2 separate regions of the Homo sapiens genome follow, and region 1 is linked to region 2. A link is a loop called in an ENCODE intact Hi-C map of the cell type or tissue named here. Cell type or tissue: dorsolateral prefrontal cortex. All regions are shown on one strand. Links, peaks and the distances in the headings refer to the core of each region. The heading gives the core; the rest is flanking DNA.

Region 1 (15,315 bases), core at 4,210-12,209, 52 kb after region 2:
TAAATCATAAGTGACCAGCTCAATACATTTTTACAAAGTGAACACACCTATGTAAACAACACATACTTTTAACAACTCAGGTTTGAGTTTTTGGGTGGTTACTTCCATGCAGCAAAATAAGATCCTCATGTACTACTTTATTTATTTTAGTAGTATTATTATTATTATCATCATTATTATTTTGAGACAGGGTCTTGCTCTGTTGCCCAGGTTGGAGGGCAGTGGCACTATCTCAGCTCACTGCAACCTCTGCCTCCCGGGTTCAAGTGATTCTCCTGCCTCAGCCTCCTGAGTAGATGGGATTACAGGAGCTCACCACTATGCCCAGCTAATTTTTGTAGTTTCAGTAGAGATGGGGTTTCACCATGTTGGCCAGGCTGGTCTCGAATTTCTGACCTCAAGTGATCTGCCTGCCTCGGCCTCCCAAAGTGCTGGGACTACAGGCATGAGCCACTGCGCCTGGCCTTAACTTTAATAAACCTATTTTTGAGTAGACAGTTCATTCCTGTGGAACAAAATTCAAAACAAACAAATGGATAGGCAGTGTTAAATGTCCCTCCCACCCATAAATCTTAACCTGTCATTTCCCTTTGTCAGAAGCCATCCTGTTACCAGTAGCTTGGATTTCCTTCTAAAGGCAATCTATTATTTGACCTATTTTAAATATTTTATTTAATAATTTATGTCCTATCTCAATATAAAACAATTTAAGGAAGATGTTGGGTTATACAATTTGAAGGGCAGAATTCCTCTCAAAGCAGTGAAAACTGACAACACCAAAGAAGTAAGGTGTTCACTGAGCTTTTCCAAATATCGTTAACAATTCATAGAAAGATACTAATTCTTTTGGCCTTTCCCTCATGGTAGCAAGATGGCTGCCATAGCTCCAAATATCAAGTCTTCACACAACATTCTGTGAAGCAAGGAAGGTGATGGCCCCAAAAGGGCCTGTCAACTTCCCTAGTCAGGGAAGGAAATCTTTCCTGGAAATCTCTCCTTGTCTTGGACTGGCTAGAAGTGAGCAGCATGCCCACCTCAAGACCAATCACTAGCAATGAAGAACAGTTGGCTTCATCTATTCACGCTTCAACCCCTGAGGCTGGGTCCATTGCTTTTACACCAAAATCAGGGCTCAGTAAGCATGAGTGGCCAATGAGCAGAAAACCAACAGTGTCTGCCACAGCCAGTACCTTTGTCCTGTCACTGTCTAAACCTGAAAACCAATCTAAACTAAGTTGTTAATCAGGCCATGGAAATAAATCAACCTTGGAAGAGAATGATGATAGCATACCTTCTAGACCTGTGCTGTCCAATATGGGAGCCACTAGCCACACGTGCCATTTAAACTTAACTTTACATTACTTAAAATTAAACAAAACTTTAAATGCAGTTCCTCAGTCACACAAGCCACATCTCAGCTGTTCAATAGCCTCATGTGACTAGTGGCTACTGTACTGGATAGCACAGATTTAGAACAATTTCTTCATTGCAGAAAGCTCTACTGGCAACCACTGCCTGTCCATCTGCCGCTACCACTGATAAGAGGCTTCTCTAAAGTGGTGAAGCGAGAGTTTCTCTAAAGTGGTGAGGTGGTGCCACCTTAGTGTCATTAGCAACACCGCCATCATCTTTGTCCAGTGCAACCTGAAATTGGTAAGCTGAACATCCTCTAGCCAGTGATCACAGAAGCTCCCTGTCCTGCAGAGTCACGTCAGGGTCAGTCACAGAGCTCTGACAAGATCTGGTGCAGAGGAACCTCATGTTTCCATGCACTCACTGAGCCCATCTTCCTGACCGGGTTCTTGATCCACCCCTCTGGGAAAGAGAGGCACTGGCCAGGAGCTGGCTTGGGCAACTAAGGTTATCATAAGATTATTTTAATGGTCACCTTGTTCTATATCAGGCACCTCATGAACGATGATCATGAAGTCACCCACTGCCCATTGCCCCAACACTTGCACACTTCCTATTTTTTCATCAGCCGGGGACCGAGGAGCTGCAGAAAGTGAACAGAATGAGACATACAGGTACAGGGGCAGGGCGTCTGTGGTGGGCACCGGCCCTCATGCCCACCCCACAGATACAGCTCACATTGTATTTGATAGTCTATAAAAGGGCACCTGCTCTGAGACTTGGGGGAGGAATAAGGTTGCCTCCAGTAATAACTGCTCTTTGCTCCACTTTAACCTCAATGGGCCTGACAGTTGAGGTGCCAGCTTGGGTGCAGTTGGTGCAGCCCTGTCCTGGGGGAGGGAAAGGCCAACCAGGGTCCCATTCAACTCTTAGAGACCATGGTTTCTTCCTGGCCAATTTTGGCTGGTGCCATTCTCCCAGGAGGGGACCTTGGGAGACTTACACTGAAGCTCTAACTTGATCTGGCCCAGTAGATTTGAAAGGAGGCCCAAATTGAGTGGCTTCGAAGTCACCATATGTCCTTGCTGCACAAATGAGCTGCTGTTCTCCTCCTCACCCCTACTGGGGCCTCAGATGCTCACAGATCCCCACGAAGTCACCTTGCAGCTGTGGCCACCAAGGTGACAGGTGTAGACACTCTCCCCACAGTTATGTGCCAGGTGTTGGCTGACGGAGGACTGCCCCCACTGTGATGCCCTCAGCCAGTACAGGTGTGTCCTGGGGGCCTGCCTGCCCCTCCTCCTGGCACCACTGACTAGTCCAGGGCTCAGCAGGAGCATGATAGGCACTGAAGCCTGGTCTCTGCCCGTCAGCATTTCCTGCAGGCTTCTTCAATCCCATTTATTCCTAGTGTTCCATTATTGGAACGCTAAGCATGTGGGAGTTATTTATTTCCTGCTGCTCAAGGTCATTGCCAAGGTCTGATTTTTCACACATGTCTGCAATTCAAAAAATTGCAACCTCCTGCATAAGTGGGTTAACAAACCTTCACCAGACCCCTAAAGTTCAGGCGAAATTGAGATATTTGACCCCCATAAGAACACCAGCTGGCACAGAGATCTGCATTCCTGGTGCCCTCATGGGAACCAGCCTGGGCCTGGCAGAGGAGGAAACGAAGTCCCAGCACACCAGCGAGCAGGCCTGCTCCACCTCAGGGGCACCCAGCACTTGTTAGACCCAGTTTCAAGTTTCCAGCCCCTCTTCCCACCTCAGCCTCTTTCCTCCGTGGGTCCTGGGGGCTCCTCCAATTTCCTTTCCCTCTGAGGTCTTCCTCATGTTAAAGATCTTCCTCCCTCCACCCAGCTCCCCAGGAAGCCAGAAAGTCTCCCCAGGTCCAGCCTTCCTTTTAGCCCCCAAATCAAACATCTTAGGGAAAAAGCGGAAAAGTACAGGGAGAGAAGAGAGGAAGGAAAGGAAAGAAGAGAGAAAGGGGGAGGTGGGGAGAGGGGAAGCGGGGAAAGGAAGAAAGAAGGAGAGGAGAATAGGGTGACAGAGTGTGAGTAAAGAGGGAAAAGGAGCTGGCAAGCAACTAGAGGGAGATTACTCCTTGTTTTCCAAACCAACACTTTCTGGTCACTTTTTTTTTTTTTTTTTTTTTTTTGAGACAAGTCCTTGATCTCTCACCCAGGCTGGAGTGCAGTGGCACAATCACGGCTCACTGCAGCCTCGACCTCTCGGGCTCAAGCCATCCACCCACCCCAACCTCCCAAGGAGTAACTGTGACTAGATACACACTGCCATACCCAACTAGCTGTTTGATTTTTGTTTGTTTGTTTATTTAGGGATGGGGTCTCGCTATGATGCCCAGGCTGGTCTAAAACTCCTGGGCTCAAGAAATCCTTCCACCTCAGTTTCCCAAAGTACCGGGATTACAGGTGTGAGCCACCACACCAGTCTCTTATCACTTGATTCCCACCAAATTCTGTTTAAATGAACATGAAGAGGTAAAGTATTTCAAAAATCCCAGTTTACTTTATATCTTCATTGAACACCAGAGAAAGAAGAAGTCCATTAATTTTATGATGTTTTTCTAAGGTGCGGTGGGAGAGGAGGAAGAAATATTCTTGGCATCTTGCCTTTTTTTAAAAAAAAAAAAAAGATCTTTGCAGTTTCCTGTTAATTTAATACCAGAACCTTTGCTGTGTAAATAACACAGATAAAGATAAACTTTACTGGCCCTGGACTCCAACCTTCGTTTAACATTCCACCCCCCTCTGATCCATCCCGCATCCCGCCTATGGAAATTTGTAATTAGTTGTGGAGATTTAGAGGCTGAGAATATATAGTTCAGGAGGCAGAGCATGTTGGTTTTAGACAAGCCTTGTAAGAATGTGCTAAAAATCCCAGTATACCTGACAGTGCTTCTCTAGAACTTGTCTTTCTCTCTTCCTCAGAGGTGACCTGGATGGGGTTAATTCCCTTTCTGGTCAACTTGTAGGTTTCACCCTGGCTCTGCCACCCACCCTCCCAGTTTATTATACCCACTTAGGCTGTGCTTTGCTGGCATGGCCTTGCACTGTTATTTAGACAAGTGATTTAATCCCTCTTACTTGCTATTATTGAGCACTCTTAGTTCCTCTTTTTTTTTTTTTTTTTTTAAGATAGTCTCACTCTGTCACCCAGGCTGGAGTACACTGGTATAATCTTGGCTCACCGCAACCTCCGTCTCCTGGGTTCAAGCGAGTCTCCTGCCTCAGCCTCCCAAGTAGCTGGGATTACAGGCACACACCACCATGCCCAGCTAATTTTTGTATTTTTATTGGAGACGGGGTTTCACCATTTTGGCCAGGCTGGTCTTGAACTCCTGACTTCAGATGATCTGCCAGCCTCAGTCTACAAAGTGCTGGGGTAACAGGAGTGAGCCACCATGCCCAGCCAGATTTAGTTCCCTTTTTGATAGGGCACTTCCTCCAATAGTGTTTTCAAAGAGGGGCTATATGTGATACGCCTTCTGATTCTTTATATACCTGATAATTTAGCTAGAAATCCAAATCTAGGGTCAAAGTTATTTTTCTTTGATACTTTAAAACAATTTTTCCATTTTTTCTTAAACCCAATGTTGTTGCTAAGAAATCTGAAGTCAACCAGATTTTTGTTCCTTCCTCAGTCCTTCTACTACCCAGCTTCTGGGAATACAGGTGTGATGGCCCAAGCTTTAGCAGCCAATTTGGATTATGAAGATGTCAGAGGGCAATAGTGACTTGGTATGAAATCTGAGTCTTCAAACACCTAGTAAAGCAGAACTATTATACTATTTCAGCCATAAACTGTCCATCCCCAAACGTCTACAAAAGAGAAAAAGAAATTTTCATTGTTATTAGTGTTGTCTGTGTTATTAAGAAATGAATCTTAATTCATATATCCATTAAACCTGCTTTGTTTTATACTTTCCAGAAGCCTAACTGTTTTTTATTTTTTATTTTATTTTATTCATTTATTTATTTTTTGAGACAGAGTTTCGCTCTTGATGCCCAGGCTGGAGTGCAATGGCACGATCTCAGCTCACCAAAACCTCCACCTCCTGGGTTCAAGCCATTCTCCTGCCTTAGCCTCCCAAGTAGCTGGGACTACAGGCATGCACCACCATGCCTGGCTAATTTTGTATTTTTAGTAGAGACTGGGTTTCTCCATGTTGGTCAGGCTGGCCTCCAATCCCCGACCTCAGGTGATCCACCTGCCTTGGCCTCCCAAAGTGCTGGGATTACAGACACAAGCCACAGCGCCCGGCCCCAGAAGTCTAATTATTTTTCCCAGTGAATTCATGTTTCCCTAGATATCAGCTACTTTGGTTGGCGATAGGTACACCTGGAAGAGACTAAAACCTAGGCTCTTCCTATATATCCCACCTGGGAGCTTAAGGAATGGGGGTGTGATGGGACTTGCCTCTGGCATCAAATGTGAATGTAGCCACTCCCCATGTGCCACCCTCACACACACCAGACACCCCACTCAGGGAGCTTCTGGGCACTCTCCCCTGGCCAATCCTCTTTCATGAGGCAGGTCTCGTGGTTGGAATTCCTGACCCATGAAGTGGGAAGAAGAGGCTGCCGGGTCTGGTTTTTCTGTGCTGCTAGCCCCAGCCTGATATGCCATCCCTGGCTAGCACAGCTGTTTTCTGCCTCCCAGCAGTGCTGGGGAGATGGGGTTGAGAAATGGTCTACTCAGGCCAATGCAAGCAAAGAAAAGAGCACAAGTGTATAGCGTTCACTCAGCCTATCCCCCTTCTATGGCACTGAGGGGAGGAGGCGACAGGCCTTCCCTGGTTTTACATTGGTTTCTCAGAGTCCTTACCAACTCCCCTCTTGCTTCTGCGGCGTCTTTAGGGTACTATTCAGAGAAAGGTGCCAGCCCTTTAAGTACATTATCATCTTGTCACTTTCTGCTTTAATTTTACATTTCATTACAAATTACGTGAAATGTAATACTCAGTTCTTCAGTTGCACTCGCCAGATTTCAGGTACTCAATAATAGTCACATATGGTGCAGACAATAAAAAAGTTTTCCATCATCACAGAATGTTCTATTGGACAAGGCTGACCTAGATCCTTAGAAGGAAGGGAAATGCATTCCTGCTTCTGACCTGGCTGGCCCCTTGCTCCCCACGCAGATCAGAGCACCATCCGTGTCCTGCATCTGGCCCCCTAGACTTTCTGCTTTACGGAAACAGTCTGGGTTTCAACCCCAGCGCCTGGGGTGGTACAATAAGTATTTGTGGAAATAATGGACCCTCGGTCAGTTTTTGCTAAATGTTGAAGCCCAAAAGGAAAGCTGGGTGGCAGAAATAACCCCTGCGTGTTCTCTTTTATCTCACCTTCCTACCCACTTCTGCGCCCTCCGCCCCCTACCCCCCTACCTCCCACCCCACCTCGGCAAGACCCCAAACTGTGCAGGACTCTGCTCCAGGTCTCCAAACGATCTTATCTAGTGAGGGGATAATTGTCTGTCTTCCCAACCTCGGCTGCCCAGCGCCTGCACATAGTAGGTGCGCAGTAAGTATGTGTGGGATGGACGAACAAATGAATGAATGAATGACTCTCTGTTTCCCCGCGTCTGCGCAGGGACTTCGGGAGGAGCCACCCTTGGAGGGCTGAGGAGAAAGCCCTCTTCCTCCCACCCGGGCCCGCGATGCGGGCTGCGCCCAGGGGCGCGTGCACACAGAGGCCCCGCCCGGGGGCCCGGGGGTCCGGCTGGGCTCGGCCCTCGGGGGCGTGTCCTCTGTGCCGGGGCGCCACCGCCCCGAGAGGCGGGCAGCGGGTGCGCCCGGGCCGCGGCGGCCGCAGAGGGCGGGCGGCGGCCAGCATGGAGCGCGAGCTGGAGGCGCTGGCGGCCCGGCTTGCGCGCCCTGCCGAGCCGCCCTTCCAGGCGTTGGTGGAAGCGGCGGGGGGCCGCGGGCAGGTGCTGCTGGTGGGCGAGCTGTGGGAGCGCGAACAGAGCCGCGCGCTGCTGCGGGACTTCGCACGGGCGGTGTTCCCGCCGGAGCCAGGCGCGGCCAAGCCGGGCGGCGCGGCGGCAGAGGGCGCGGGGCCCGGGGCGGCGCGCGGGGCGCAGAGGGCGGCGAGGGCGGCTGGGGCGGCGGGGGCGGCGGCGGCGGCGGCGCGCGCCATCCGCTCGCCGCTGGTCTTCGTGCTGTGCCGCGCGTCGTCGCTGGCCGCCCGGGAGCCGCGGCGCCGCCTGCGGGAGATGCTGCGGGACGTGCGCGGCCGGCGGCGGGCCGGGGCGGCGCTGGTCGGGGTGCTGGTGGCCGAGGCCGGGCCAGAGGACGCGGTGGCGCCGGGGCTGCGGCTGCTGGAGGCGCTGTTGCGCGCCGTGTTCGGCCGCCAGGCGGGGGGGCCCGTGCAGGCGGCCGCCTACTGCCCCGGCCTCCCGGCCTCCTGCCTGGCCGTCCAGGCGGCCGCCTGCAGGGCCCTGCAAGCCGCCGGAGCCGGGCAACCAGGTGAGACTGCGCGGGGCCCGGCTGGGCGCGGGCGGGCGGTGGCTCGGGCACGTCCCCCAAGTTGGACCCCTTTGGCCATTCCCTTATTGAGCACCGAGGTAAACTGAGGCTCAGAGCAGGGAGGTGCCTAGAGCCAGGCCTCGCAGCTAGCGGAGAGCGGGCCGTGCGTAGCGGATCGAGTCTGTCCCGGAAGGGTCCGGAGTGCACGGGAGATGCCTAGGGGGCGTGGGAAAGCTGAGGGGCCGAGTAGAAGGCAGAGGGAGTGGGTAGAGAGAAGGGATGAATCGGGCAAGGCCGAGATCTAGGAGTTACGGGGTGGGTGGGGGTGGGGAGAGAAGAGGAGTGGGGAAGGAAATGGGAAAGCCTTGGGATGGGAAAGTTTCAAGGGGGTGGATGGGTGCTAAGGAGATTGGCGGTGCCAGAAGCTAAATTCTAGGGCGCTGCGCAGCCAGAGATGCGTCGGGAGCTCTAGGAGGGGCGGAGGGGCATCTCCAGCGCGGTGGAGGCTCGTCCTGGAAGCCCTGCCTGGTTTTAGGAAGAGGGCAAGGAATGGGTGCTCGGGACTTGACGTGTGGGGAGGTGAGAGGGACTAAGAGTACATTTTCTATTGATTTCTGGCCACCCACCAAGGCTGTGCACCCAACTGCTGTGTCCCTCAGCCTCCCCCAGGTCTGCTGAGGCCACCTTTTCCCTCCACATTCTCCTGAAAGGTGGAAGGGATTTAAGGGTCTTTTCCCAGCCCCCGTGACTGCTGCCATCAGCAGAAGGGTCAGGATCTCCTTCCTCCTGGAACACAAGGCTTTACAGGAACTCTCCAATGTTCTAGGATGAAAATATGCACATTAAGAGTAGCTGCATCTGGCTATCGCAAGGACAAAAAACCAAACACAGCATGTTCTCACTCGTAGGTGGGAATTGAATAATGAGAACACATGGACACAGGAAGGGGAACATCACACACCAGGGACTGTTGTGGCGTAGGGGGAGGGAGGAGGGATAGCATTAGGAGATATACCTAATGCTAAATGACGAGTTAATGGGTGCAGCACACTAACATGGCATATGTATACATATGTAACAAACCCGCACGTTGTGCACATGTACCCTAAAACTTAAAGTATTAAAAAAAAAAAAAAAAAAGAGTAGCTGCATCTGGCAAACCCGGGAGATCTTTGCACTCTCCAGCTCCCAGCTTTCTCTCCCTGCCCAGCTGGGCAGCCCTTCAAGCCCTCCAGCCCCTTCCTCTTAAGTAGATAATGAAGAAAGTGGCTGTATTGTGTGTCTCCTGGAGTATTGGCGTTGGTTGGGGGGCGGAGGGTCCCAGCAAGGAGACCTGTCACCTGTGATGCTGCCAATGTCACATTCACCTGCCAGCCTGGCCTGCCTGGGCGAGCGCGCCTGCCCTAACCCTCCTCCCTTAGGGTGCAATCCATTTTTTTGTTGAGGCTGTGATTGTTCTGATTTTTGTTTCAACCCCTTTGCTGACCAGGCCTCCAATAGAAAGAAGGGAATTCACACACATTTTCTATACCCTAATGAGTGCATGCATTTTTTTTTTTTTTAGATGAAGTCTCTCTTTGTTGCCCAGGCTGGAGTGCAATGATGCGATCTCTGCTCACTGCAACCTCTGCCTCCCAGTCTCAAGCAATTCTTCTGCCTCAGCCTCCCAAGTAGCTAGGACTACAGGCGTCTGCCACCACACCCAGCTAATTTTTGTTTTTTTGGTAGAGACGGGGTTTCGCCATATTGACCAGGCTAGTCTCGAACTCCTGACCTCAAGTGATCCACCCACTTTGGCCTCCCAAAGTGCTGGGATTACAGGCATGAACTACCACGCCCTGTCCCTCCTAAGCTTTTTGTAGACACATTGCTGTTGCCTGAGCCTGAAGAGCCTTTTCTCCTCCCTCCTCCTCACCTGGCCAATCCCATTTGTGCATTCAGAACTGGACTTCCTCCTCCGGGAAGCCTCCCTTGACCTTCCCTGCTCCCACTTGCAAGTTCACTGGCGAAATCCCAGAACCCTTTATCCCTTTGCTCTCTGAGCTCTTACCACATGATTTCGTTCCCTTGTGAACATGATTTTGTTCCCTTGTGGGTTTAAACACCATCTGCAGTCCCATTTCCTGATACCCTGCCTGGCATGCAGACAGAGTGAATGAATCCTCCCTTCCTTTTAAATAAACACTAATACTTTTGAGATTTTAACACTTTGCAAGGGAATTGTTCTCTATGTTAAGCGCTTTCCTACTTTTATAAAAACATACTGAACAAAATTAAACCTCTCGCAAATGACTAAAGGTCGTGAGTGGAATTATAACTTATAGCCCACTGATTTCTTTGCAGCTTTTGCAGTGGGCAGAACTATTATCTTCACACCAAATGGATTCATGTCACTAAGATTTCGCTAGTGGTTGGATCTGTTTTTTTAAAGTTTTCCAATTTCTTTCCTCACCGTCTGATGATAATTCTTATTCTAGGTTGCTTGCCTTTTGGCAGTGCCCTTTTACCCAGTTCGTGGTACCTAATCCAGCTGCCTTTGGGTTGAAAAACTAAGGATACAGTCTCTTTACCTTTGGGTGCGGGTTAAGAGTAAATTGGTCCTGAATAAAGATTATGAACAAGGATTTTCCTTGTTTTGGTTGCCTGAAGTCTTTTAAAAATAAATAAATAAATAAAATAAACAACCTAGTTCCTGTTGACTTTATAGATTACTAAAAAATGTATCTATTCCTGCCAAGAAATAGTTTGAACTAAAATCAGAGGGAACGTGCAGCTCTTTGAGTATTTTGTTTGGTGCTATGTAATTGTAATTAATTTCATGTCATTTTCATTGCTTTATTTCCTCAACATGGTACCTACATCACAGGGCTTTTGTAAGAATTAAATGAGATAACATAGATAAAAGTAAAGCAATCATTTTTAAAGTTCGGTTTTAAAAACCCACCCACTTTTGCAAATCAGACTCTGTGTTTTTAATCAGACAGTTGAAACTAGGGCAGTTGACCGTTGGGGCACTTGATTTGCTAAACGAAATCTCTCAGTCTTGTGAAGTGGGAACCATGTGACCCTCTGACTCAGGTTTTGTGTTCTTCCTAGTGGAAGGAGCCTGGGAGAGGCCAGGCCTCCCCGGACTGCTAGCCTGCTTTTCCTGGGGTCCCTGGAGCCGGAGGAAGAACCAGGATGTTGCTGCCTGCAGAAGCTCAGCTCAGGGTGAGTGCTCCCCGACCTCCTGCATCCTGAGGGCCAGGTGCATGGAATTATGGGAGTGGTCACGTGAACTTGGGGACCTTAGGGACAGAGTGGACCAACATCTATGGAGTGCTTGCCATGTGCCAGGTGTGGGGATGAGCAATGTGAGGTGCCCATATGCCAGGCAGTGGGCACATGGGCTCGGTCAGGCTGGGCTCTTTCCCCAGGAGTCTCCACCTAATGAAGGCAGTATGGGGAGGGCTGTAACAAAGGTGTCTCCAGGAGCATGGTGGGGTGCATGGGACGTGCATGGGACCAAACACAGCAAGTCTCCCTGGAGGGTCCAGGGAGTATCCTAGAGCAAGTGATATTTGATCCGGGGATGGAGGGATTTTCGTAGGCAGAAATGGGAAGTTTTGGAAAAGGAGCACTGAGCTAAGGAGTGACAGCATGATGTCATGCTCAGAAAAGGGACCACCTTCGAGAGGCCCTGGGAGTGAGGTGCAGAAGGAAACCAGTGAGGGCCAAGGCTGAAGGGAAGAGTTTGGACCAAATCAGTGTCCCAGATGTGCAGCCTTCAGGAGTAGTGTGCCATGAGCGATTTCTGAGCAGAGAGATTGGGGTGTGTTTAGAGAGATGGACTCTAGGAGAGGGAGACACCTCGGCAGAGCCCACCTAGGAGGAGGCTGTCGTGTCCCAGGAGGGATAACAGGCGGCCTGGGCCCGACCTGGGCAGTGGGAATGGAGGGGAGAAAACTCACCCGGAGCCACTCCTAGGTGGAATCATCAGGCCACTAAATGGAAATGAGGGAGAAGGGGAAGGGGAAGACACCCCTCCATGTCAATGCTGATGTTAGAGAGATAGGAAGCGCACTGATCCCCCCCTTATCCACGTGAGATGCTTTAAGACACCTGTGGATGCCTAAAACCATGGGTAGCACCAAGCCCTACGTATACACTGTGTTTTTTACTGTACATATATACCTACGATAAAGCTTAATTTATAAACTAGGCACAGTTAAGACATTTAACAATATATAACAAAAGTTACAGGAATGAGGTATCTCTCTGAAAATATCTTATTGGACTGTACCGCAGGTAACTGAAACTGCGGATAGTGACGCCATGGATGGGGGTGGCTACAGTACTCGGAAGCATGGTGTAGCCTGCTGAATGCACACAGCCCATCCCAAAGTGCACTGAGAAGTATAGCTTTGTTACAGAAACAATGGATGGTGGTTCAAAATTAACTTTCATTGTGTCTCTCATTTAAGAAAGAAAACCATTAGTTGATGTGTCAGTCTTCATTGCTGCATAAGAAATGATCGCAAGTAGGTTGGGCATGGTGACTCATGCCTGTAATCCCAGCACTTTGGGAGGCCAAGGTGGGCAGATGACCTGAGGTCAGGAGTTCAAGCCCAGCCTGACCAACATGGTGAAACTCTATCTCTACTAAAAATACAAAATTAGCCGGGTGTGGTGGCACATGCCTGTAATCCCAGCTACTTGGGAGGCTGAGGCAGAAGAACTGCTTGGACCCCGGAGGTGGAGGTTGCAGTGAGCCAAGGTTGTGCCATTGCACTCCAGCCTAGGCAACAAGAGTGAAACTCCGTCTCAAAATAAATAAATAAATAAATAATCACAAGCTTAGCAGCTTCAAAGGCATTGATTAGGTGTCTGACTTCTTGCTGGCTGTCAGCTGGGGCTGCTCTCAGCTCCAAGAGGCCCCTGCCATTCCTTGCTCTCACAAGCCCTCTCACAAGAGATCCTCCTTCAATCAGCAGGAGAACCCCGCTCTCCAGTCTGCTAGGAGGGAGTCCACATAACCTAAGGAGTCAAGGTAGTCACTAGCCATTGCATTTGTCAGAGAGACAACCTACTCCCCAGAGTGACTAAGCTATCACATTCACAGAGCCCATCCAGACTCAAGGAAGGGCTTTATAAGGGGCCAGAATCTTGGGGGCTGTCTTAGAATTCTGCCTGTCATGTTTGAAAACTCAAAAAAAAGTACAAAAAAAAAAAAGAAAGAAAACAAATGTGAAACATCATTCACTTAATTCCATCATTCAGAGATAACTACAATTATATTTTGGGGTACGCCATTCTATTTACCTATCTCTCCTTGTGCTCTTTAAAATTTAATAAACTCACTTCTATATCATCTTCAAAATGCAGTAGATATTTAAAATGTTTAATTGCAAAAATGCTAACTTCAACCTCTCCACCATCATTTTGGATATACTTGGAAACTAAAGGAGAAAAGATGAAGCAACAGAATCATTAACCATTTTACATAAATCTTGGATAATTTCTCTCTCTGTGGTATGTACAAATCTCATATAGAAGTGAATGTATTAAAATGCAAATGGCATTTATGGACTATGTACACACATTGATAGCATATGATAAATATAGGATATCATAATTACATGCATTTATACAATCATGAGTTGCTTAATGACAGGGATATACATTCTGAAAAATACATCTTTAGGGGATTTTTGTTGTGTGAACACGATAGAGTGTACTTAGAAACCTGGATGGTATAACCTACTACATGCCTATGCTATGCGGCATAGCCTATCGTTCCTAGGCTACAAACCTGTACAGCAGGTTACTGTCCTGAATATTGTGGGCAACTGTAACACAATGGTAAGTAGCTGTGTGTCTCAACATACCTAAACATAGTAAAGGTGCAGTAAAAATATGCTATAAAAGATCAAAAAATGGTACATCTGCATAGGACACTTACCATGAATGAAGTTTTCAAGGCTGGAAGTTGCTCTGGGTGAGTCAGCGAGTGAGTGGTGAGTGAATGGGAAGACCTAGGACATTGCTGTGCACTACTGTCGACTATATAAACGCAGTACACTTAGGCTACACTACATTTATTTTAAAATATTTCTTTCTTCAATAATAAATTAACCTTAGCTTACTGTAACTTTTTTACTTTATAAGCTTTTTGATTTTTTGGCCAGGCATGATGGCGCGTGCCTGTAGACCCTGCTACTCCAGAGGCTGAGGCAGGAGGATGGCTCGGGCCCAAGAGTTCGAGGCTACAGTGATCCGTACTCCTGCCATTGCACTGCAGCCTGCACACCATAGTGAGACTGTCTCAAAACAAACAAACAGACAAACAAAAACCACCTTTTTAAATTATTAAAAGCTTTTTCACTCTTTTGTAGTAATACTTGGCTTAAAACACAAAATATTGTAGAAATGTACAAAAATATTTTCTTTCTTTATATCCTTATTTAGTAGGCTTTTTCCTATTTTAATTTTTTTTTTTTTTTTTTTTTTGCTAAAAACTAAGACACAAACATGCGCCTTAGCCTACACCTACACACAAGGTCAGGATCATCAGTATCACTGTCTTCTGCTTCCACATCTTGTCCCACTGGAAGGTCTTCAGGGACAATAACACACATGGAGCTGTCACCTCCTATGATAAACAATGCCTTCTTCTGGATACCTCTTGAAGGGCTTGCCTGAGGCAGTTTTACAATTAACTATATATATATATAAACTTTATATACGTGTGTGTGTATATATATCTTTATATATATATATATATACACACACACACACATATAAGTAGAGGGAGTACACTCTAAAATAATGTTAAAACATATAGTAGGCCGAGGCTGGCGGATCACCTGAAGTCAGGAGTTCCAGACCAGCCTGGCCCACATGGTGAAACCCCATCTCTACTAAAAATACAAAAATTAGCCAGGGCGTGGTGGCACACGCCTGTAATCTCAGCTACTCGGGAGGCTGAGGCAGGAGAACTGCTTGAACCTGGGAGGCGGAGGTTGCAGTGGGCAGAGATTTCGCCAGTGCACTCCAGCCTGGGCAACAGAGCAAGACTCCATCTCAAAAAATAATAATAATTTTATATATATAGAGAGAGAGAGAGACAGTACAGTAACATAGTCATTTCTTATTATTATCAAGTATTGTCTACTGTATATAATTGTATGTACTAGACTTTTACATGACTGGCAGCGAGTTAGGTTGTTTCCACCAGCATTGCCACAAACATGTGAGTAATGCATTGCACTGCAACATCAGGACAACTACAAGGTTACTAGGTGACAGGAATTTTTTAGCTGTGTTTCAATCTTTTTTTTTTTTTTTTTTTTTTTTTGAGACAGAGTCTAGCTCTGTCACCCAGGCTGCACTGTGCAGTGGCACGTCTTGGCTCACTGCAAGCCCCGCCTCCCAGGTTCACGCCATTCTCCTGCCTCAGCCTCCCAGGTAGCTGGGACTACAGGCTCCCG
Region 2 (15,315 bases), core at 4,114-12,113:
AGAAAAAAAGGCCAGCTAGTAAATGTAGCAGGAATAAAAGAATGAAAAACTACCATTTTCCAACCTCCAATGTAATGCTTCCTTCAGGTAAGCATCACCAAGAGTTGCCAAAACTGTTTGGTGACTTGGATATTCAGTTAATCCTGTGACCATGTGAAGATTCTAAAAATTACTTACAAAAGGGGAAGCAGAGTGAGGATTAGTGATCAAACTCAGAATGACCAAGAGTGGCTGACATTATGTACTCCAGATGTGATGCCTGACATTATTTACTCCAGATGTGATACCTGACATTATTTACTCCAGATGTGATACTGACATTATGTACTCCAGATGTGATACCTGACATTATTTACTCCAGATGTGATACCTGACATTACTTACTGCAGAAGTGATACTGACATTATTTACTCCAGATGTGATGCCTGACATTATTAACTCCAGATGTGATGCCTGACATTATTTACTCCAGTTGCGATACTGACATTATTTACTCCCGATGTGATACCTGATGTTATTTACTCCAGATGTGATACTGATGTTTTTTACTGCAGATGTGATACCTGACATTATTTACTCCAGATGTGATACTGACATTATTTACTCCAGATGTGATGCCTGACATTATTTACTCCAGATGTGATAACTGACATTATTTACTGCAGATGTGATACTGACATTATTTATTCCAGATGTAATGCCTGACATTATTTACTCCAGGTGTGATACTGACATTATTTACTGCAGATGTGATACCTGACATTATTTACTCCAGATGTGATATTGACATTATTTACTCCAGATGTGATACTGACATTATTTACTCCAGATGTGATACCTGACATTATTTACTCCAGATGTGATGCCTGACATTATTTACTCCAGATGTGATACTGACATTATTTACTCCAGATGTGATACTGACATTATTTACTCCAGATGTGATACTGACATTATTTACTCCAGATGTGATACCTGACATTATTTACTCCAGATGTGATAACTGACATTATTTACTCCAGATGTGATAACTGACATTATTTACTCCAGATGTGATAACTGACATTATTTACTCCAGATGTGATATTGACATTATTTACTCCAGATGTGATGCCTGACATTATTTACTCCAGATGTGATGCCTGACATTATTTACTCCAGATGTGATGCCTGACATTATTTACTCCAGATGTGATAACTGACATTATTTACTCCAGATATGATACTGACATTATTTACTCCAGATGTGATACTGACATTATTTACTCCAGATGTGATACTGACATTATTTACTCCAGTTGTGATGCCTGACATTATTTACTCCAGATGTGATATTGACATTATTTACTCCAGATGTGATACTTGACTGAGAAGTCTACAGTGGCACCTATGCAGTACAGAACTCTGGCCAAAGATATTCAACCTGCATCTAATCTTGTGTAAGCAATCAGATTAACCCACATATGGGACACTCTACAAGACAACTGTCCTGGACTCTTTATCAAAAACTAATTTCACATAAACAAAGAACAACAACAACAATAAAAAGGTGAAAGACTGTTTCAGATGAAAAGAGACTGAAGAGCCATAACAACCAAATATCATACATGATCTTGATTGGATCCTGGATAGGAAAAAAAAATCCAGCATTAAAAGCTCTTCCGGGGACAACTGTAGAGATTTGAATACAGATAGTACACTGGGTGCTATTATGGTTGTGATCATGGTATTGTGGTTTTGTGGGAGAATATCCTTATTAGGAGATGCTGAGATATCTAGAAGTGAAGTGTCAAGATGTCAGCAACTTGCTTTCAAATTGCTCAGCAAAATAAAAGTATGTGGAAATATACAAAGACAGAGAGAGACCAACAGAGACAAAGCAATTGTGGCAAAATGTTAACAGTTGGAGAATCCAGGGTAAGTTCATTGTACTCTTCTTTGAACTTTTCAGAATGTTTGAAAATTTCAAAATAAAATGTGAGGGGGAGGGGAGGGAGTTGCAGGGTGGATAGAGAAGGTTGGGATAGAGCTAGCTGCCAGACCCAAACCATCTGCCACCAACACAGGGAGTTTAAAATGGCCCTCTAAATTACAATAGACTCATCTTCGTTTTGAAATCTTCCTAGGACGGGTGCAGAGGCTCATGTCTGTAATCCCAGCTACTCAGGAGTCTGAGGCACAAGAATCACTTGAACCTGGGAGGCGGAGGTTGGAGTGAGCCTCGATCATGCCACTGCACTCCAGCTGGGGTGACAGAGCAAGACTCTGTCTCAAAAAAAAAAAAAAAAAAAGAAAAAGAAAAACAGAAATCTTCCTAAAAGGAAGAGAAAGCTATACTACACTTTCCTCGAACCTCAAAGCCCCCACTGCTTATAGAAACTTTGAACCCAGTACCCACTGGAAAATAATGAATGGGAAACACACCTGGTAAACACAGTCCAGGTAGAGAGGAAGAGCCTCCCGATGCCCCCAGCCCTGGGTAGGAATCACCAAACCCTACCCCCCAGTTACCAGGCCTGTGAAGCCTCTGGCTTGTCCCAGCTTTGCACTCTTATGGGGAGGGGTGGGGAGAGCCCATCTACCACGCCCGTGTGTCTCCTGTCTTATCATCTAGGACATTCTTACATGGACCTCAGGCACTACTGGGGAAGGCTTTATTCCTTTTCAACACCATCCTCACTCAAAACTGCATTCCTTCATTCATTTGCTTATTTATTCAATGATTTGGCAAGTATTTATTGAACACCAGTGATGCACGAGGCACTGTTTTAGGAACCAGGGACACGACAAGGAATAAGCAGCCGTGGCATCTGTCTTCTGCGGAGCTCACAGGCAAATTGCAACTGTGACAAGTACCACAAAGGGGAGGAACAAGGTGCCCATCAAAGCTGGTGGCATTTGTGTGACAAGCAGGAAATACAATCAACAGGCTTTGGGGATGGGCTGGGTTTGGCGGACGATGAGAAGGAGTGTCAAGAGACACTCCCAGGGTTCTGACTAGTATAATTGGACAGGCAGTGGTGTTCTTCACCAGGACATCCTGGAAGAGGCCTGCAGTGGAGAAAGAGGCGACTCACACCCATGCAGGCCACGGGAGCACAGGTCAGGCACGGAAAGGAGAGGCCTGGGATGTGGTGTGGGTGGGTGGATTGCCTGTGGATTGGTGGTTATGGAAGTTATGTGTAGCAGGGGCCTGTTTTGCGCCTCCACCAGAAACTTCTGCCACTCCCAGGAGGACCACACAGAAGGTCTTCAGTCTCATGCAATTTCCTTTGATTTTGCTCATCTTTGTGCTCAGGAGCAGATCTGGGTCGCATCCTATCCCCCAGGTGACAAGGCTCATCTGGCCTGCTAGCCAGGAGGGTGCCTTTCCTTTGCCTCCAAAAGCAAAGTGGTGGGGGTGGGGGAGGGAACAGCTTGGCAACACAGATACACGTGCACACACACACGCACTCATATGCCTGATCTTTTTCTTTTAGGATTTGCTACCCTAGAGGTGTCTGATTAGCTTTACAAAGGTTAGAGATCATTTTATTTTGCCCAAATTTAGTCAAGGGAAAGCCCAGTGCAATTCGCCCTCAGTTACCCCCTGGTTCCACATCCAAGATTTCAATCAACCATGGATCAAAAATATTTGAAAAAAGAAAAGCAATTTAAAAATAACAACAGGCCAGACACAGTGGCTCACACCTGCCATCCCAGCACTGTGGTGGGAGGATCACTTGAGGCCAGGAGTTTGAGACCAGCCTGGACAACACATAATGAGATCACAGCTCTACAAAAACCAAAAAAACAAAAATTAGCCAGGTGTGGTGGCACGAACCTGTAGTCTCAGCTACTCGGCAGGCTGAGGTGGCAGGATAGCTTGAGTCCAGGAGTTTGAGGCTGCAGTGAGCCATAATCATGTCACTACACTCCAGCCTGGGCAACAGACTGAGACCTCATCTCCAAATTTTTTTTTTAATAATAGCAACAATAGGCCAGGCACGGTGGCTCACATCTGTAATCCCAGCTCTTTGGGAGGCTAAGGTGGGAGGATCATGAGGTCAAGAGATCGAGACCATCCTGGCCAACATGGTGAAACCCCATCTCTACTAAAAATACAAAAATTAGCTGGGCGTGGTGGCATGCACCTGTAGTCCCAGCTCCTCAGGAGTCTGAGGCAGGAGAATCGCTTGAACCTGGAAGGCGGAGGGTACAGTGAGCCAAGATCATGCCACTGCACTCCAGCCTGGCGACAGAGCGAGACTCTGTCTCAAAATAATAATAATAAATAACACAAATTTTAAAACTAATACAGTACAATAACTATTTACACAGCACTTACATTGTATTAGGTATTACAAATAATCTAGAGATGATTTAAAGTATACAGGAGAATGTGCATAGGTTATTTACAAATACTATGCCATTTTATATCAGAGACTTGGACATCCTTGAATTTTGGTACCTGCAGGAGTCCTGGAACCAAACCCTTTAGGATACTGAGGGACAGCTATAATTGCCCTGGAAAATGGAACCCTTCCCCCAACTCCCATCCCCCACAGTCTCCTAAAAACAAGACATTTTTGGTACAAGTATATTTTATGTGGAACGTATCAACAGGATGGAGTCCCACTTCCAAATGGACACAGGGCAATACGGAGCACAACAGGGCATGTGTGGAAGAAGTGTCCTGGGGGTGCAAACCCTCGGGAATTAAAAATGGGATTGGGAGGTGTATTTGTTCCTGGGGGCTCCTGCAGCAGATGACCTCAAACAGCAGAAACTTACTCTCTTACAGCTCTGATGGGCCAAGGGTCCAAGATCAAGGTGTCAGCAGGGCCACACTCCCTCTGGAGGCTCTAAGAAGAGTCTGCTCCTGCCTCTTCCAGGCCATCCTGGCTTGTGGCTGCAACTCTCAAGTCGCTGCCTCTGCCTTCACATGGCCTTCTCCTCTTCCATCTCTGTGTCTCTCCTCTGCGCGTCTCATATAAGGACATTCATCCTGGGATTTACAATCCGTCCAAGATAATGATCCCAAGAATCATTTCATCTCAAGATCTTTAACTTGAACCGGGCACAGTGGCTCATGCCTATAATCTCAGCATTTTGAGAGGCCGAGGCAGGTGGGTCACTTGAGCCCAGGAGTTCAAGACCAGCGTGGGCAACTTAGGGAGACCTCGTCTCTACAAAAAATACACACAAAAAATTAACCAGGAGTGGTGGTGTGCAACCCTAGTCCCAGCTACTCGGGAGGCTGAGGCCAGAGGATCGCTTGAGCCTGGGAGGTTGAGGCTGCAGTGAGCCGTGATTGTGCCACTGCCTTCCAGCCTGGATGACACAGTGAGACCCTATCTCTCTCACACACACACACACACACACACACACACACACACACGATCCTTAAGACCAGCCTGGGCCACATAGGGAGCTCCACACAGAGCAGGTGCTCATTCAATGTTGTAAATTACATTTGTAAAGACACTTTTTCCAAATAAGGTCACTTACATTTGTAAAGACGCTTTTTCCAAATAAGGTCAAAGACCCTTTTTCCAAATAAGGTCACATTTCTGGGTCCCAGGAATTATAATGTAGATGTATCTTTTGGGGGGCCACCATTAGACGCACTACAGTATGAGACTTTCACAGACCATGGGGGACAGGAGGCAGCGGTTAAGCTTTGTTTCTTTCTGACTTGGCAATGGCGCCCTGTGGTGACAGCCACTCATACTGGAACTGTGCTGAGAAACCCATCCCTCCCTCCAGCTCTCACTGCCGAAGAAAATAGGCATTCTGAGAAATGCTAGTGGGCCCCAACCCCTTCCTAGCCACGCAAGCGACCCCCTCTTCAGGGCCTATTTCCAAGCCCCCTGCTTTGAGGCCCATGCCGGTCATCCCAGATCCCAGCTGCCTCACTCTCCATTGAGTCCTATGACCTTGAGCCTTGATTTCACTTGTTCAAACCCCTCATAAGCATTTGCTGGCTGTCCAATGTACTTTGGACCCCAGGCTTATGAGAAAACTCATTTGGCAATTAATCCTACTCTCACCTTGGACCGGTTCTGCAAAGTCCCAGATTCTTGTGGGGAGAGTGGGCGTTTCAAAAGCGTAGAGAAGCTAACAAGCCTCTCGTCAAAACCACCCTCAAAGATCACCTATAAACCACCAGAAGCCAGGACCTTGAAGCTCAAAAGCAAAAATCCGCTTGTTACCTAGCCTTGCAGGGAGAGGATCCCTGGCCCTGGGGCAGGTCTACTTTGGAGATGAAGGGAGGGAGGGAGGAGGGAAATGGATTTGTTACAGAGATTTCAATCTTTTCTTCCTTCACCTCCGGATTTTATAAGTGGCTTTCCTGGACTAAGCCACAGTCATGTGTGTGGCAATCTACTGTATGTTATTCTCTTGGATGAGCTGCCTTGAGAACAAGGCTCCTGAGGGCAGAAAGAAGCTGCCCTATCTCCCTGTGAGTGGGTCACAGGGTAACCTGTGCAAGGCTGGGCAGGGCAGGTGCTGGATAAAGTCACTGGGGGAGAGGGGAGGAAGGGGGGGGGGAGGTCCACACCTGTGGGTCTCACGACTCAGGCGACCCCTTAAGGGACTGCTGCCACCAAGAGGAATACTGGGGTGAGCTTTCCCACCTCGCCACCCAGATCCGTTGTCCCCTCTGGGCCACGCGTGTGTCCAAAGCCATGACAGGGACAGACAAAGGCCCACACCATGTGGGCCCACACTTGGTTCCGGGGCTGAGTCCTGTGCCCAGCGCCTGACACAGCTCCACGCCCAGCTGGTGCTCATTCAATGCTGAATGCCTCAGAGAATCTTCAGGCCTGCCATCCTCAGCCAGGGCCTTGAGAGTCCCCTTATTAGTCAGGTTTCCCCAGAGAAACAGAACCAATGGGATGTGGACAGGGAGAGAGAGAGAGGGAGAGACAGAGGAAGAGAGAGAGGTTGATTTTAAGGAACCGGCTCACTGATCGTGGAGGCCAGTAAGCCCACATCTGCAGGGTAGGCCTGGGCGCTGGGGAACCAGGAAGAGCTGATGCTGCAGTTCTAGTCCCAAAGCCTTCTGCTGACAAATCCCCCCTCTCAGGAATGTTTTTCTTTTCCAAGGTGAGGAAGAGGTGGGAGGTGAAGGGTGAGGGTCAATCTTTGTCTTCAGGTCTTCAACAGAGGGAGCAGGACCCGCCCACCTGGTGAGGTAATTTGCTTTACTCAGCACTCATCCACTGATTCAGATGTTACTCTTATCAAAAAATACTTTCCCAGATACATCTAGAATAATGGCTGATCAAATATCTGGGTACCGTGGTCCAGCCAAATTGATGCATAAAATTATCCTCCCACTTCCCCACCCCTGGCCCCTCCAAGGCCCTCCGGGGTTCTCCGGGAGTCTGGCTCTCCATCTCCTCCTCTTTGCCCTCCGGCTTCCAGGCTGTGCGACCCTGAGGCTCTTCCCTGCCCTGTTCTACCCAAAGGGGCCTCAGGGGCTTGAATTCCTCCTTCTTGGACCTTTTTCTCTTTCCAGTCAGTGGATCCCATCACTTTGAGGGCTCCTGGAATGACATTTTCCCCAAGAAGCCTCTCCTGTATAAAACTGGGGGTTGTTGGCTGTGCCCAGAGGATGGGGGTGGCTTCCTTGCCCTCTTCACCCCCCACACCCCTGCCCCCTTCCCCCTGCATCACTGCCGGGCTGGACTGGGGGTGGGGGTTGGGGGAATATAAGCCCTGGATTGGGCGCCCTTATCTTGCTTTAATTTCCTCTAGAGCTCAGCGCCATGTGAGGTTATAGTAGTGGCCGACCTTGTTTACTCTTTCCTACCGGAGTATAAGCTCCAGGGGGCAGGGACTTCATCCCCAGAGCCTAGCCCAGGACCTGCACACGGAGGCACTCAGGGTGTTTGTTGATTGAATGAAAAACGTTCACTGAACACCTCTGTTGTGCCGCACACACTGTGCCAGGGCGTGGACGAAAGCTCAGCTGCCCAGGCCATTGACTATTTCTGAGCATTTCCACTCTCACGTTGTACACCCCTCATTTCTCTCTTCCTGGAGGGGCTCCCTACCTGAGCGCGGGAATCATCTTCCTTCCTCTCTCCTGGAGTCTGCCTGACTTGGTGTCCCAAGACAGGGACTGGGTCCCCTTTGAGCCCCTGGAGGAATGTGAACTGAGCCGATGAGGAGATGCCTCCTGTCTACTTGGAGGAAAGGGACCGGGACACACAGAGGCGCAGGGGGCTGAACCCTCGGTTCCAGCCCCGATAACTCATCCGGAGTCACGCGGTTCCGGGACTTTGCAGAGGAAAGGGGCGCGGGATGTGCTTTGGGAATAGAATTCCACCTTTGCACTCGGCTCTGCACCTGTCCTGCCCCCCGGAGATTCCTTGAGTCCACGTGGATCCGAGAGGAGAAGCTGTTGATCATTTCCTGTCCGCTGAGGCTGTGATCCCCGGGCGACCGGACCGGTAGCCCGGCAGCGCCCTCTGGTGGCCGGTGACGCTCAGCCAGCGCCGGGAATCGCCGCCCAGGCCCCAAGGACCAGAATCAGGAGCAGGATCAGGGCCAGGGCCAGGGCCAGGGCCAGGGCCAGGGCCAGCGCGGGAGGCAGATTTATCCCGGTGCACACCTCTAACTTATCCCTCCTACACAAGGCAGGACTCCGGCTTCTTTCCCTTTTCTGTGTATTTCAAAAGGAATGCACATTGAGCATAAAAAATATATGTAAACAAAAAGAAGCTCCCAGTCAAAGCTGTGATACTGTGTCCTGGCAGGACCAGCCAGGCCTGGGTCTCAATCCCAGACCTGCCATCTACCAGCTGACTGAATCTGAACAAGACGCTTAACTCTCCGAGCCACAGTTTCTGCATCTGCAGCCTGGGAATGGTGTGCTCTCCATTGCTGGGTTGTGTATAGATGACCTATGTACCCAGCACCTAGGACAGCCCCGACTGATGGGGGCAATTCTTATTAGACACAAAGGAGAATCTGTTAAATGTCCTTCAGTTTCTGCTCAGGTGTTCCCAGGGGGTGAGAGATGTTCCCAAAGATATAACTGCCTGCCTGATCGCCCAAGCAGAGACTGTATTTCCCAGATTTTCTGGCAGCCAGAGTTGGTCACAGGGCTAATTCTGGTCCATGGAATGTGGCTGGAAATGATGTGTCCAACTTCCGAGTCACGCCCTGCAAAGGAGGTTGTTTCCCCTCCATTCTGCTTTTCCATCCTCCTGCTGGCTTGGAAGTGGACGGTCCTGGATCAGCTGCCCTGGAGAAAGGAAAGGAAGCCACATATTGAGGATGGCAGAGCCTTCCTGACACCCCAGAACCACTGACATCTGCAGAAATAAATATTCCTAACCCAACGTATCTCTGGATCTCTTTGTTACACCAACTTAGATATAATCGTGGTGTTTCAAGTGCATGCCCAGGAGTCTTGGTATTCATTCTGAACACCAGCTGACAGAGCTTCTGCCTTTAGTGCCACTTCTTACCTTTAGTGTCTCCCCCCACCCCACCATGCACAAAAAAAAGCCCCTGCAAGGGCTGGACCCAGGGAACCCTAGGGATGGCTTAACTCCAGCCTGGTCATCCCCTCCCTGAGGTCACACTGAGGCTGGCAGCCCTGCCATCTGGATCATCCCCTCCCTGAGGTCGCACTGAGACTGGTAGTCCCACCACCTCTCTCTGCTCCTCTCCCCGTTCCATGGCTTCAGTGTGCCAGGGGCTGATTAAAGGTAGTCCAACGTGTCAGACAGTTAGTACAAGGGTTCTTCAATGACTGTCCGACTGCAGGTTGAACTGACAATGAACAAGACAGCACACTAGGGCTCCTTTACCCCAGTCAGGAGGGACAGAGTAGCTCAAATCCATGTTTTGGGAGTCTGGAACCTCTATTCCTTCCTGGTACTCCCCAGTTTAGGATATGTTGATAAAAGCTGGTTTAGAGAAGGCAAAAAGCAAGCCCCAGCCCCAGGTAGGGCCTCCTACCTCCCCTAGTAATCTCAATCTTGAGACTCCCACACTAGGGTAAACCTGTGGAAAGGCCAATTCCTGTATGGTGAAGTTGTCAGGTCTAATTTATCTTGGATGAAAGTCTAGCATCCATCTTTCTTTTTTTTTTTTTTTTTTTTTTTTTTTTTTTTTTTTTTTTTTTTTTTTTAGACCAAGTCTGCCCAGGCTGGAGTGGCAGGCATCTGTAGTCCCAGCTACTTGGGAGGCTGAGGCAGGAGGATCACTTGAACCTGGGGGGTGGAGCTCACAGTGTGCCAAGATCACGCCACTGCACTCCAGCAGACTTGTTTAGTCTGTTTTTGAGACTTAGGCTTGCTCTGTCGCCCAGGCTGTAGTGCTGTGGTGTGATCTTGGCTCACTGCAACCTCTGCCTCTCCAGGTCAAGCAATTCTCCTGCCTCCGCCTCGGGAATGGCTAGGACTACAGGCACACCACCAGGCTCGAGTAATTTTTGTATTTTTAGTAGAGATGGGGGTCTCACTATATTGCTTAAGACTGGTCTTGAACTCCTGGCCTCAAGCAATCCTCCCACCTCTGCTTCCCAAATTGCTGGGCTTATAGGCATGAGCCACCGCGCCCGAGGATCCTGGAGTTTTTAGCGGGATTCTAGCTCAGAGTTTTCTGTTTGACACCCTGCTTTTCAGAGTTTTTTATGTTTATATTTTTAAAAATAATTTAGCATAACTTGGTAAAGCTCATTTTAAGAAAAATAACAAAGGGAACAACTTTCCCCACCGTTGGGTTTCCAGTCTCTGTGACCGTCCTTGTTCCCTCCGTACTGCCTCATCATGACACTCTGCTCACCCCGCGTGCTGGGCAGCAAACGAGTTCTATGCTTTCTGTCTTGTTTTCCTGAGGACCTTTCCTGGCGTTTTGACAGGCCGCTGGTACCCACAGAAGCCTGGAACTGAGGGGGCCCAAAATCATCTCGGGCAACACCACCCGTTTATATCGTAATAGCGCAAGACTCCGGCGCCCGAATCACCCAGAGAGCCGACTGGCCGAGCCGGGGCCCAGCCACCCAGGCCGCCACTCTTCGCTGATTCTCAAGAGTTGCGGGTGCAATGAGATCTGGTCCACTGCTTTTTAAATGCCCCGGGTGCATAAAAATTCGCCTTACTTAGAGCCTTGGGGACGAAGATTTATCCATGGTATAAAAGGATGCACCTTTTGAAACCACAAAAGTAGAAAATGGAGAAACTGAACACAGTCGGCGTTATACCAGCGTCCAACAGCAACTTCCTATATATTAGATTTCCAAGGAATAGCGGGGCGGAGGTGCTTGGCCACGACAGGAAAAGGTAGGGCTCAGGGGTATTGTGACATGCTCCGGAGAAGGGCAGCTTTTCCCTCCCAACGGAAGCCCGAGCCCAGAGGGGCGAGGGTGTCGGGCCGGACATGGAGCAGCGGCCTGGGGCCCAGCCCTGCAGGGCACCCCAGGAGAGGAAGGCGGAGGCGCAGCCACAGGCCCCGGCCCAGTCTGTCGAGGGCCACGGCCAGGTGCTGCTGATCAGCGGGCTCTGGAAGCAGGATGAGGACGGCCTGAGCCTGCAGAGCTTTCCAGGAGACACTGCAGCCGATCAGCTCCCCAGGCCCTCGTCCGCCCGAGCCATGAGCGGCCACACCAGCGCCAGCAACTGCACCGCACGGCGGTCCAAGCGCTGGGGCGACAGCTCCATGAACTGCGACGACTGCCCGGCCACGAAGTCCAAGCGCTTCACCAAGAAGTCGCGGCGCTCGGAGCCCAAGGCCGAGGACCCGCGCGAGGCGCCAGGGGCTCCTCCTGGGACCCCCACCTCCGCGGCAGAGGACACAGCGTCTGCACGCGGGGCACCGCAGCACCCGCCTGAGCGGGGCGCGCAGCTGCTCCTGGTGTTGTGCCGCGCGTCTGCGCTCCTCACGCAGCTGCTGCGGCTGCAGCTGCTCCTGCAACAGCAGCACGCCCGGGACCGACGTCCGCCCGCCGCGCTCGTGGGGATCGTGGTGCAGCCGCAGCAGGAGGAGGAGGCCGAGGCGCGCCGCCGCATGGAGGCCCTGCTCAGCCGAGTCCTCGCGCCGCACAGCCCAGCCGTGGAGGTGCACACGGCCGTGTTCTGCCCCGGCCGCCCCGAGGGCACCCTGGACTTCCAAGCGCGCCGCCAGCAAGTGCACAGGGTCTCCCTGATGGATCGGGAGACGCAGACCGATGGTGAGGGGTCGGCGCGGGGAGGGGGGAGCCCCGGGGCGGAGAACGCTCAAACACGCAGCCCTGGACCCCGACCCTGCCGCCCCGCGGGGTAGAGGACAAAGCCCCGGAGTCACGGCCTCTCTCCTGGCGCCTCCAGGAGTTTTGGGTACTGTTTTGGGTGGTAAGGAACTAGAGTTCCTCCCGGTGTGCTCACTGGGGCAATCTCAGCGTCAGAGGTGTTCGAATTAATTCGGAGGGCTACGACCCCCACTCACTGGCCCCACATGCAACTTGGGGCATCGGTTCCCATGACTTGGGGTCACGCTTTTGTAAGGTATTGATTTGGGACTTTGTAGAAACGGGGCCCCACTCCCTCCTCTCCACATCCTCCTCTCCCTTGCTTGCTTCTTTAGTCTTCTCCAGGGAAGAATAATAACACTAAAAGCACGCCTTTTGTGAGTCAGGCGCTGTTCTAAGGGCTTTTCACCTGGATCCTCATGGCAACCCTCTCAGGTGGAACTCCGCTAGACTAGCTGGCCGACTTCAGGATTCTCCTTCGCAACTCTTGAGACCCTTTCTGTTATGGAGACCAGGCCTGTGGCCCACGGGATTAATTTGTCAGTCTAAGGTCCCTGGGCAGTGAGATCTTGAGGGAGCGCCAAGTCCCGCAACCTACCTGCCAGCTCCACCCTGCCAGGGGCAGCAGGAGGGACTGAGGAAGTGCTCTGTGTGGCAGAGTCCAAAGGTCAGGTACCCAAGGTCTGCCACTCTCCAGCTGGTGACCAGAGCAGGCATCCTCTCTATGGACCAGTGTCCCTCCTGTGTGACGTGAAGGTGAAGGGCTGGTTGATGTCCAGGGTGCCATCCAGCTCAGAGAAGTCAGCTTCAGGACAAATGGTGACACACTTATTCTAGGTGCCCAGGAAACCAGAACCATCAGAGACCTTCTGGGAGGAAATTTTCACCCCATCAAGACCTTATTCTGACTATCTAATTTCCAATTCCCTTCCCCTACCTAGTCTACTGCATTTTCACATGACTGGCATCCCTAGTTAGGAAACTCCCTTGCCCATGGACTAGTCCAGCTGTGATCCTCAGCCAAGGCCAGAGAAGTCCCAGTCCATTTTTGAAAACACCCCCTTGGTGATGAAGCCTTGGAGGTGCCTGATCCCACATGCCCACCTGCCCCCATCACAGCTTCCTGCTGTCGCAGCTTCCTGCTTTCTCTGTCCTAACTTTACCTTTATTCAGTTCCAGCAGCTTGCATTAAGCCCCTACTCTGGACTGTGGCCTTCTGAGGTTTCCACCATCTGGGGTTGGGGAATGAGAGGGAAGGCAGAGACAGAAATAATTCTAATGCCGTTCAGAATATGACCAGTCTCATACAAAGAGGTGCCCCGGAGCTCAGCAGCAAGGGAAGGATGGCTTCCAGTTGGAGATCTCAAGAAAGGCTTTTTTTTTTTTTTTTTTTTTTTGAGATGGAGTCTCGCTCTGTGGCCCAGGCTTGGAGTGCAGTGGCGCGATCTCCGCTCACTGCAACCTCCACTTCCCGGGTTTCAAGCAATTCTCCTGCCTTAGCCTCCTGAGTAGCTGGGACCACAGGCGTGTGCCACCATGCCCAGCTGATTTTTTTATATTTTTAGTAGAGACAGGATTTTGCCATGTTGGCCAGGCTGGTCTCAAACTCCTGACCTCAGGTGATCCGCCCGCCTCAGCCTCTCAAAGTGCTGGGATTACAGGCATGAGCCACTGTGCCCAGCTTAGAAAGGCTTTATGAAGAGATTTATCCACTTGAGATAGGGCTTGACCAGAAAATGCTTTGGTAGAGGTGCAGAGAGGGATGATAGAGGAGAAGGGCTTCTGAAAATGCAGGAATGTTCAGCCTGTTCATGAGATCTCTGATGTTCACGGTTAGCTAGAGCTGGACACAGGTAGTAGTAGTGGCTGATAAGCACTGGGCAGTGGGCTGTGGCTGTATTATGGAAGAGCCAGGCTTCCTGTATAGGAACAGGTGCTCAAACAGAAAGCAGTGGGGCCAGGCGCAGTGGCTCATGCCTGTAATCCCAACACTTACGGAGGCCAAGGCAGGCAGATCACTTGAGGTCAGGAGTTCGAGACCAGCCTGGCCAACAGAGTGAAACCCTGTCTCCACTAAAACTATAAAAATTAGTCAGGCATGGCGGCGCATGTCTGTAATCTACTCAGGAGCCTGGAGCATGCCTGTAAGCTACTCGGGAGGCTGAGGCAGGAGAATCAGTTGAACCCGGGAGGTGGAGGTTGCAGTGAGCCAAAATTGGGCCACTGCACTCCTGGAGACAGAGTGAGACTCTGAAAACAAAAACAAAAAGAAGAAGAAGAAGAAGGTGGGGGCTGCAGGGAAGACGTTCTAGCAAGGAGCTATTGAGGGACCATTCTTCCTCATTCTTCTGGGACAACCTCTTTCCACAGGTGCCCTCTCTCTGCTTCTTGGGACCACTCTTACTAAAGAATTCACACATATTTTTGCTGCTGCCACAGAGAAATTCCCCACTCCTCCCTCGGCCTGCCCTCTGTGCTTCCTCCATCTTTCTACAGGAAGACAGAGACTCATTCTCTGTGCCCTGTTTGGCTCCTTCTGGTAAAATGGAATATTTCTTTCATTGCTACCAGGAAGTTCTACCTATATGTGTCTGCTCCTATCTGATTCATTTACACCAACATGGCACAATCAGGGGCAATGTGGACACACACACTCCTACCCCATCTCTAGGGGACATTTAGCAATATCTGGAGACATTTTGGGTTGTCCTGGGGTAGGGGGGAGTAAAGACTGGGTAAAGACCAGGGATCTGGTAAACTTCCTACAATACACAGGATGACCCGCCACAACAAAGAATTACTCAGCCCAAAAATGTCAACAGGGCTGAGGTTGAAAAACACTGATTTAAACCAGGTTGAGGCCCTCGGCCGAAGCCCATTGGTACCTGAAAATCCAACTTTGCAGAGATTAATGCCTTAGGAGTTCCTGAGCTGTCTGCTAGATCTCAACAGGGTTCCCGGCCTCGGTTTCCAGTCTCTCTGATTCTAAATGGAGTCCCCTCAAGGGTTCCATTGCTCTTGGCTTCAGGAAATTACCAGCTTCATACAGATTCACTTGCTCCCAGAGCCTCCTTAGGCCAAGG

What was found. Peaks named below come from ENCODE experiments on the same cell type or tissue, not always from the same donor. Only the 100,000 strongest peaks of a DNase experiment are listed, where the experiment ranks them.
Region 1: a loop joins it to region 2, with 2.5 times the contacts of the local background. A loop is called at or near these places in 2 of 110 quality-filtered maps.

What each region holds. Positions count from the first base shown.
Region 1 is chr2:231,030,354-231,045,668 of GRCh38, forward strand. C2orf72 (chromosome 2 open reading frame 72) reads left to right here and starts at 7,170. Exons shown (of 3, transcript NM_001144994.2): 1 at 7,170-7,846; 2 at 10,943-11,056. The coding sequence starts at 7,213. In dorsolateral prefrontal cortex, for the core only: a CTCF peak has its summit at 7,716; a DNase peak (open chromatin) is centred at 7,678; H3K4me3 peaks cover 4,167 bases; H3K27ac peaks cover 5,495 bases.
Region 2 is chr2:230,978,939-230,994,253 of GRCh38, forward strand. SPATA3-AS1 (SPATA3 antisense RNA 1) reads right to left here. Exons shown (of 6, transcript NR_033879.1): 3 at 13,396-13,464; 4 at 12,831-13,037; 5 at 8,046-9,241; 6 at 5,430-7,172. Among named protein-coding and RNA genes, the nearest start is that of SPATA3-AS1, 9.4 kb to the right of the region's middle. RefSeq lists enhancers at 2,812-2,951, 7,781-7,830, 8,232-8,731 and a silencer at 6,543-6,727. In dorsolateral prefrontal cortex, for the core only: CTCF peaks have their summits at 8,469 (motif pointing left) and 8,670; DNase peaks (open chromatin) are centred at 8,463 and 10,897; H3K4me3 peaks cover 1,037 bases; H3K27me3 peaks cover 973 bases.